Regions from separate parts of the Homo sapiens genome. Here all the other regions are linked to region 1. Evidence: chromatin contacts called from ENCODE Hi-C or POLR2A ChIA-PET data. All regions are on one chromosome and are shown on one strand. Each heading gives the region's core, a stretch centred on a gene start or an enhancer-like site at or near the end of the contact. The rest is flanking DNA. Distances are from core to core; before and after follow the strand shown. Region 1 holds the start of RNF213 (ring finger protein 213). Region 2 has its middle 21 kb from the start of MIR6516. Region 3 holds the start of METTL23 (methyltransferase 23, arginine).

Evidence for each region. A loop is a pair of places that touch in the nucleus more often than their neighbours do. ChIA-PET counts read pairs that join two places held with the same protein, here RNA polymerase II (POLR2A). Pooled maps may share reads with other maps.
Region 2: a pooled map shows a loop between it and region 1 (3-fold over the local background). The contact joins the enhancer-like site here to the promoter of RNF213 in region 1. A Hi-C loop is called at or near these places in 1 of 50 pooled maps.
Region 3: a pooled map shows a loop between it and region 1 (18-fold over the local background). The contact joins the promoter of METTL23 here to the promoter of RNF213 in region 1. A Hi-C loop is called at or near these places in 2 of 37 single-sample maps with no recorded cell type and 9 of 50 pooled maps. POLR2A ChIA-PET finds 5 or more read pairs at or near these places in 1 of 52 experiments (B cell).

What each region holds. Positions count from the first base shown.
Region 1 is chr17:80,259,467-80,262,166 of GRCh38, forward strand. RNF213 (ring finger protein 213) reads left to right here and starts at 1,386. Exons shown (of 68, transcript NM_001256071.3): 1 at 1,386-1,436. RefSeq lists silencers at 765-1,114, 1,394-1,743, 2,124-2,263.
Region 2 is chr17:77,108,711-77,111,410 of GRCh38, forward strand. It overlaps a transcript of SEC14L1 not described here. Among named protein-coding and RNA genes, the nearest start is that of MIR6516, 21 kb to the left of the region's middle. Within about 2 kb of position 1,346, at least 8 of the 41 ENCODE cell types and tissues checked have a DNase peak (open chromatin) inside an H3K27ac peak, as active enhancers do.
Region 3 is chr17:76,725,507-76,728,206 of GRCh38, forward strand. It overlaps METTL23 (methyltransferase 23, arginine), which reads left to right and starts at 1,333. Exons shown (of 5, transcript NM_001080510.5): 1 at 1,333-1,672. It overlaps JMJD6 (jumonji domain containing 6, arginine demethylase and lysine hydroxylase), which reads right to left and starts at 1,100. Exons shown (of 6, transcript NM_015167.3): 1 at 841-1,100; 2 at 1-349. The coding sequence starts at 969. RefSeq lists enhancers at 973-1,602, 2,233-2,700 and silencers at 1,024-1,153, 1,264-1,713.

The DNA of each region.
Region 1 (2,700 bases), core at 136-2,635:
AAAAACAAACAAACAATAAATAAAGTGCCACCCTAAAATTAAAAATTTATCCTCAGGTTTTGTGTGTTTGTTAGTTTTTGAGGCAAGATCTCACTTTGTCATCCAGGCTGGAGTGCAGTGGTATGATCACGACTCACTGCAGCCTGGAGCTCCCTGGGCTCAAACGATCCTCTTGCCTCAGCCTCTTCAGGTGCACCACCACGCCCAGCTAATTTTTTTAAATGATTTTTTTTGTAGAGATGGGGTCTCTCTATGTTGCCCAGGCTGCCATCGAGTTCTTCTAGGGAAACTTGCCGTGGGCACCGTGGGGAGTGGGGTAAGGGCAGGGTCTGTGTCTTGTTCCCATGGCTGTCGTGGGCAGTTGTCGGTTAGGAGGGGTGGCTGTCGAGGATGTTGGACTAATTGTTGGCGACCCCCCGCCCCAAGCAGGAGCATTCAGCTGGGGTTCCGCGCCGGGAATTGTTTCAGGATGAGGGTCCCCTCTGGAATGCGCAGAGGGGCGCAGTGTCCAGAGAGGGACGGGATGAAGGGGTGAGAGGAGAAGGAAGAAAAAGAAAGTGGGTGATTTTAAAACGGAGGTCCCTGGTCACACCATGAGCCTCACAGATGGGAAAACTGAGGCACGGGGGATGGTGCGGACCGCCGTGGCCCCTCCATCATCAGTGACAGAGCGCTCCGCGCGGGGCCGCGGAGGTCCCTTAATCTGCAAAGGCCCCCACGCGGCGCGCTGACGACGTCCACTGCACCCGCCGGGCGCCCTCTGGGCCGCTCCCAGGCTGGCCGCCGGCTCTGCGCGGCCGCAGACACTGTCCGAGGTGCTGGGCGCCGGGGCGGGGGGCGCGCCTGTCCCGCCCCACTCGGCTGCTCGGGCCTGCCCGGGGTCTGGGCTTCCGGGAGACCCGCATGCGCCCCACGCCTGGCGGGAACCGAGGCCCCTCCCGCGTCTGTACCCGGCGCGCAGCGGCCCGAGGCGCCTCCCGGGGGCTGGGGGCCCGGAGTCACTGGGAGGCGCCACCGGCGGGGAATTCCGCACACGCCTGCGCGGGGCCGGCGGCGGCGGCGGGCAGGGCGGGGCCGGCGGCGGCGGCGGCGGGCAGGGCGGGGCCGGCGGCGGCGGCGGCGGGCAGGGCGGGGCCGGCGGCGGCGGCGGCGGGCAGGGCGGGGCCGGCGGCGGCGGCGGCGGGCAGGGCGGGGCCGGCGGCGGCGGCGGCGGGCAGGGCGGGGCCGGCGGCGGCGGCGGCGGGCAGGGCGGGGCCGGCGGCGGCGGCGGCGGGCAGGGCGGGGCCGGCGGCGGCGGCGGCGGGCAGGGCGGGGCCGGCGGCGGCGGCGGCGGGCAGGGCGGGGCCGGCGGCGGCGGCGGCGGGCAGGGCGGGGCCCAGGGCCCCGTGACCCGAGGGGCGACAGCGCGCGGCAGGCGGCGAGCTCGGGGGCCGCAGGTGCGAGCGGGCCTGGAGAGTCTCCCGGGGCGGGGAGCGGGCTAGGATACAGTGGGCCCCGCGGGCCGGCGGGCCGGGTCCCGGGGAGCGGCGCCTGCGTCCGGATGCCCCTCCCGGCCGCCTCTTCCTGCCGGCTCCAAGTTTCGGTTTCGCCGCCGGGGTGCCCGGTCCAGCCCCGCCCGCGGCGCCCACTGACCCTGTTCCCCGGCTGCGGGAGGGGTCGGGGTGGGGGCAGCGGGCACGCCTGGGACCCCGGCGACATCCCCGGAGCGCAGAGCGCGGAGGAGGCTTTGCGCCCCGGCAGTGCTGCCCCCGGGAAGTGGCCGGGGCACGGGGGGTGTAGTGGAAGGGGACAGCCGGACCCGGGCCTGCAGGTCCGCCCGGGAATCCTGCGCCTGTACGAATGGCAACAACGGAAAAGTGAAGTTGCAAAAACAGACTCCTAACTTTTACGAGGGAGGCATCGCCCCGTCTGAACCGCACCGCGCAGCGTCCTTCCGACTTGGCGAAGTCGCCCGAGCGCGGGGCTCAAGGCCAGGGTGGGCACCCCTCCCGGATGGCTGCCTGCAAGCCGGCGGGCCGGGCCCTGGGGGAGTCCAGGGCGGGAGGGGAAGGAGCTGTGCAAACATGGTGGTGGCCCTTCCCTGCCCCCACCTTGTTGACTTTGGTTGTGGTTGGGGGATGGGCTTTGATTTGGGTGGCAGTGTCTGTGCTTGGGAAAAAATGTCAGAGAAAAGACAGGAAGCGGATTGAATGCAACAGTGTTGGGTGCCTGGGGCTCTCTCTTGTGTCTTCCGGCCCCTAGAGCAGATGGAACAATAAGATGCTTTAGGGGGCCGGGCGCAGTGGCTAATGCCTGTAATCCCAAAACTTTGGGAGGCCAAGGCGGGTGGGTCACCTGAGGTCGGGAGTTCGAGACCAGCCTGGCCAACATGAAACCCCGTTTCTACTAAAAACACAAAAAATTAGCCGGGTGTGGTGGCGCATGCCTGTAACTCCACCTACTTGGGAGACTGAGGCGGGAGAATCGCTAGAGCCCGGGAGGCGGAGGTTGCAGTGAGCTGAGATTGCCCACTGTACTCCAGCCTGGGTGAAACTGTCAAACAAACAAAAAATGCTTTTTGGAGGATTTTTCGAGTTTTCTGGTCTGTGGTTCCCCAGTGTAGCATTGGAGAAGGAAACACTTCGGGTGGAAAGAAAGAGGCCTGGGCGGTGGGGAGTCATTGAAGGTGTTTGAGGGAGGGAGTGTCCACTGGTGGTTGTT
Region 2 (2,700 bases), core at 96-2,595, 3.2 Mb before region 1:
TGTGGCCGACAGAGCCAGGCTCTGTCTCAAAAAAAAAGAAACAGCTGACATGTATATATACATTCATCTCTGTCTCCAAAAAAAAAAAAAAAAAAGAATGTATATGTCATCTGTTTCTTTTTTTTTTTTTGAGACAGAGTTTGGTTCTGTCACCCAGGCTGAACTGCAGTGGCTTGATCTCAGCTCACTGCAACCTCTGCCTCCCGGTTTCAAGCGAGTCTTCTGGCTCAGCCTCCCAAGTAGCTGGGATTACAGGTGCCAGCCACCACACCAGCTAATTTTTGTATTTTTAGTAGAGATGGGGTTTCACCATGTTGGTCAGGCTGGACTCAAACTTCTGACCTCAGGTGATCATCCTGCCTTGGCCTCCCAAAGTGCTGGGATTACAGGCGTGAGCCACCGCACCCAGCCTGGGGTTTGGCTTTATAGACTAAGGGCTGAAGAAAGCAGAAACAGAACAAAAAGCATATTGGTCATTTCAAAGTTAAATTCTTTGTAAGGCAGGAAGAGATACAGGACAATACAAAGACAACAAGAAAAAGATAACCAGTCACAGTTACATCTCTTTTTTCTTATAGAGATGATATCTTGCTATGTTGCCCAGGCTGGTCTCAAACTCCCAGCCTCACGTGATCCTCCTGCCTGGGCCTCCCAAAGTGCTGGGATCATAGGCGTGGGTCACAGAGCCCACCAAGTTACTGTTTGTTGTAAGGGTTAAAACAGAGGGAACTTCATTAGCATGCTGACTTGAGACTGAAACTGGCCTCCTTGGGAAATTAGGCTGCTATTTCTCTCGCCTGATTTCTTGGGAAGTCAGATAACAACTCAGTGTTGGTTTGCTGAGCACGGGTGACTCCATTTTGATTTTTGTCTGGTCTTTTGGGGCCTAGTGCAGGAGTTTAGTCCAAAACAAGGGCCTCCTATGATTTTTGTTTAACACTCTGAAAGAGAACGAACTGAAACTAACTGTTCAAAGGTATATTTTCTCTTTGCTTTCTGTAGCTTTTATTGTTTAATGCTCAGCCTTGGAAGGATATGCCGTTCCATATGTTCTAAAAGGAACAAAACAGTCTACCAGTACTTAGCATCTACTCATTTCCAGCCACTAGAGTCCCCAGCCTCACCACAGTTTAGCAGACTGTTAGCTGTTACATTAACTAAATGCGTAAAATGCTGATATCCTAATATGCCTCTTTTTTTGAAAATAGCATCATAATTCATCATAATTTGTAGGCTCGCAAACATTTTCTTGGAATCCACTGGACTCCCCCATGCTTTTTAATTCCGTACTTTCTGTGCAAGCAACACAATAGTTGGAACTGACTTCAGGCCAACTGCTTCCTTTTAACTTTTGTCATGTTACCCAGAATAGAGGCATGGAGTTGTTTACCCGGTTTTCATTGAGGAACATTCTTTGTCTTCCAAGGAATACATAAGAAGCCTTCCTGTCTCAGAACACCAAGCTCTGAAAGGTGACTTTTCTGCTCGAGTAATTACACTGGTTGACTGAGCTCCGGAAAGGAAACGCATTCTTGGTTGCAGAGAGAGGAAGTGGCTTGCATTGTTGGACAAAAAGAAAAATGATTGTTTCCTAGGGTCACTGTCCTCAGCCTCCCTTTAGAGAGCCTGGATCTTGCAGCCATCAGTTATGGAAGTGGCTCTGGGAATAACTTTGCCCTGGGTGATGATTGTTGATGAAAAGAGTCGAAGTGTATAAAATATTTGAAGAGATTTATTCTGAGCCAAATATGAGTGACCATGGCCAGAGACACAGCCCTCAGGAGGTCCTGAGAACATTTGCCCATGGTGGTCAGGACGCAGCTTGGTTTAAACATTTTAGAGAGGTATGAGACATCAATCAAATACATTTAAGAAATACATTGGGGCTGGCTGGGCGCGGTGGCTCATGCCTATAATCCCAGCACTTTGGGAGGCTGAGGTGGGTGGATCATGAGGTCAGGAGATTGAGACCATCCTGGCTAACAGGGTGAAACCCCATCTCTACTAAAAAAAAATACAAAAAATTAACTGGGCGTGTTGGCAGGCACCTGTAGTCCCAGCTACTCGGGAGGCTGAGGCAGGAGAATGGTGTGAACCCGGGAGTTTGCAGTGAGCCAAGATTGTGCCACTGCACTCCAGCTTGGGCGACAGAGTGAGACTCTGTCTCAAAAAAAAAAAAAAAAAAAAAAGAAATACATTGGGGCTGGGCACAGTGGCTCACTCCTGTAATCCCAGCACTTTGGGAGGCCGAGGCAGGAGGATCACTTGAGGTCAAGAATTTGAGACCAGCCTTGCCAACATGGTGAAACCTCATCTCTGCAAAAATACAAAAATTAGCCGGGTATGGTGGCAGGCACCCGTAATCCCAGCTACTCGGGAAGCTGAGGCAGAAGGATCGCTTGAACCCAGGAGGCAGAGGTTGGAGTGAGCCGAGGTTGTGCCATTGCACTGGGTGACAGAGCGAGACTCTGTCTCAAAAAGAAAAAAAAAAAAAAAAAATACATGTGTGTGGTCCAGAAAGGCGGGACAACTCAAAGCCGGGGGTGGGATTCCGGGCTATACGTGAATTTAAAGATTTTTTGGTTGACAATTTTTTGGCTGAGTTTGTCTAAAGACGTGGGATTGATAGAAAGGGAATGTTGAGGTTAAGATAAAAGATTGTGGAGACCAAAGTTCTTTTGAAGTGTTTTTTTTTTTTTT
Region 3 (2,700 bases), core at 83-2,582, 3.5 Mb before region 1:
GGTCATCAGTGAAAAACTTTGGCACCTTGTAGTCTTCCAAAAGTTTCCTTCTTTTAGGGTGTTCACCATAGCTGCTGTCAAAGATGTAAAGGGGACTATCATCTCGAGTGCTCTCCATGTACTCGATGTAGTATTTCATCTTCATCTTCACTGAGTAGCCATCGTTATCCTCACCACACTTGAACTTCTGGTTCCGATATTTCCTTTTTAGGCGCTCCAGAGTCCATTTCTCCTGCGCAGACCAGCCCTCTTGCGCATTCAACAAAACCACGGGCTTGTAAGGTCTTTCATACCGCTCCACAAATTCTTCCACAGACAGCTGTAAAGCATCTGCCCTTTCCACGTTATCCTGAGGGAATTAAAAAAGACCTGTCCAGTTAAAAAAAAAAAAAAAGTCCAGTGGCAGATAAGGGTGTCCCCAAGGCCAACTGGTAATGACAAACCGAAGGAAGTTGACTCTCGTCTGGCTCCTCCGGGGTGGGGGCAGGGCGCGTGCGTGAGGCCACGTCGTTCCTAGAGCCACCCCCCATGAGCCTTGACAGCCAGGTCCCCTAGGGGACCCGCCGCCCAAAGGAGTCAGGGACGACGGGCCTTCTAGTTGAGAGCGCCACAGGCGTGGGACTCCCGTCGTCCGCCAGAGCAGACGGGCGGCCACAGCACGGGAGGAAGCAGACCCGCCCCGGAATCCGCGCCTCGGGGACCCCAAACTCCGCGGGGTGCGGGTGAGCCTCTACGAGGTCCCGGGCGCTCGGGGCGAGGGCAGCCTCGGGCCCAGAGAAAGGTGCGTAGCGGCTGGAGGTGCCGATGCCCGGCCTGGCCACCCCCGCCCGACCCGCTCACCGCCACGGCCGCCGGGCTCAGCGAGAAGCTCTCGTAGTAGTTGTGCCGGGTCCAATCCAGCGAGTCCTTGAGCTCCGGCCGCGCACTCCGCTTGGCCTCGCGGATGCGCTTCTTGCTCTTGTGGTTCATTCTGCGGGGTCGCCAGCTGGTTCCGCTACGACCTCGGCGCAGCCCGCTTCCTGACACTAACGCACCCCTCCCCGGCCTGGGCGGCGGCGACGGCAGTACCCAAACGCCCTTCGCTCAGTCCCGGCGCCTTTAAAGTCGCCTTCCAGAAAATTCACTCCCCAGCCACCTCCCGAGCCTCGGGTTGGGCAAGCGGCCGCCGTCTTCCCCGCCCCGACGCCTCTCGCGGTTTTCCATTGGCTTTGGCTCCCCTGGGGTACTCCTTCACATACGGCGGGCCTCCGCCATGTTGGGAAGGTCACGTCGGCTGCGTCACCGCCCCGCCCCGCCCCGCCCCTCCCCTCCCGCGCTGCCGCTGTGCCCATCACTTCCGGTCGCGCCAGCCGCCCGTTGCCAGTTCTGCGCGTGTGAGTCTCTTTCGCCTTGCTCCGGGCTTTCTTCGCTCGCAGCGCGGCAGGGTTATCACCAGATCTGGGCTTTCCCCTTCTTGCCGTCAGGTGCTACGGCCACGTGGCCCGCGGCTTCCCGCTCGCGCAGTCTGGCAGCCCGGAGCCTTCCGCGGTCCCCCGCCCGCCCGGGGCCCAACGACGCCCTACTGGGCGAGCACGATTTCCGAGGACAGGGGGTCCGGGCCCAGCGCTTTCGATTCTCGGAGGAGCCGGGTCCGGGGGCCGACGGGGCTGTCCTGGAGGTCCACGTCCCGCAGGTGCGTGCAGCAGCACCCGCCAGGAGGCGCCTGAGGTCAGGAGCGGATGTCGGCTGACTTGGCTGGGTTCCTGAGGGACCGGGGGTGCGGACGCTCAGCTGCGCAGCTTCCTGCTTTAGGTTGACCCCCGGAGCAAAAACGTCGGATATGAAGCCCTTCGGTGCATTAAATGTCTCTCAGTAAGAATTTTGGAGACCCTGCCAAGAAGTGACCCTGGTCACTATGTTGGTCAGGCTGGTCTCGAACTGTAAGCTTAAGTGATCCTCCTGCCTCGGCCTCCCAAAGTGCTAGGATTACAGGCATGAGCCACTGCGCCGGGCCGGCTTTCTCCACATCGAATCTTTCCTGCCAGGAAAGTGACATTCTTGACTGACCTCTAATGCTTCTTTTGATCTTGTCCAAGGGTTTCTTGATTCATCCTTATCTCTCACTTTTGTGTGAGTTTTGGGATCAGGGTTTCCAGTTTTATTTGGTGCCCAAAGTGTTTCTTGGGTTGGACCTCGCTTCTTCCTCTAAGCTCACAGCTACAACAAAACTCTCAATAATAATTCTTTTTCTTTTCTTTTTTTTGAGACACTGTCTCGCTCTGGCGCCCAGGCTGGAGCGCAGTGGCGCGATCACAGCTCACTGCAACCTCCAACTCCCGGATTCAAGTGATCCTCCCGCCTGCCTAAGTGCTGGGATTGCAGGAGTGAGCCACCATGCCCTGCCTGTCTTCGGTTTTTCAAAGCACTTTCACTTTGCAGTATTTCATTTGGTTTTAACACCAGCCTGTGAGGCATGTCCCATGCTAAAGAAACAGCTTTAGAGAAGTTAAATGGGAGGCGGAGGCGGGAGGATCGCTTGGGACCAGGAGTTCCAGACCAGCCTGGGCAATATAGTGATACTACGTCTCTACAAAAAGTAGAAAAATTAGGCATCGTGGCTTGTGCCTGTAGCCCCAGCTACTCCGGAGGGTGAGGTGGGAGGATTGCTTGAGCCCGAGAGGTCGAGGCTGCTGTGAGCTATGATCAGGCCACTGCACTCAG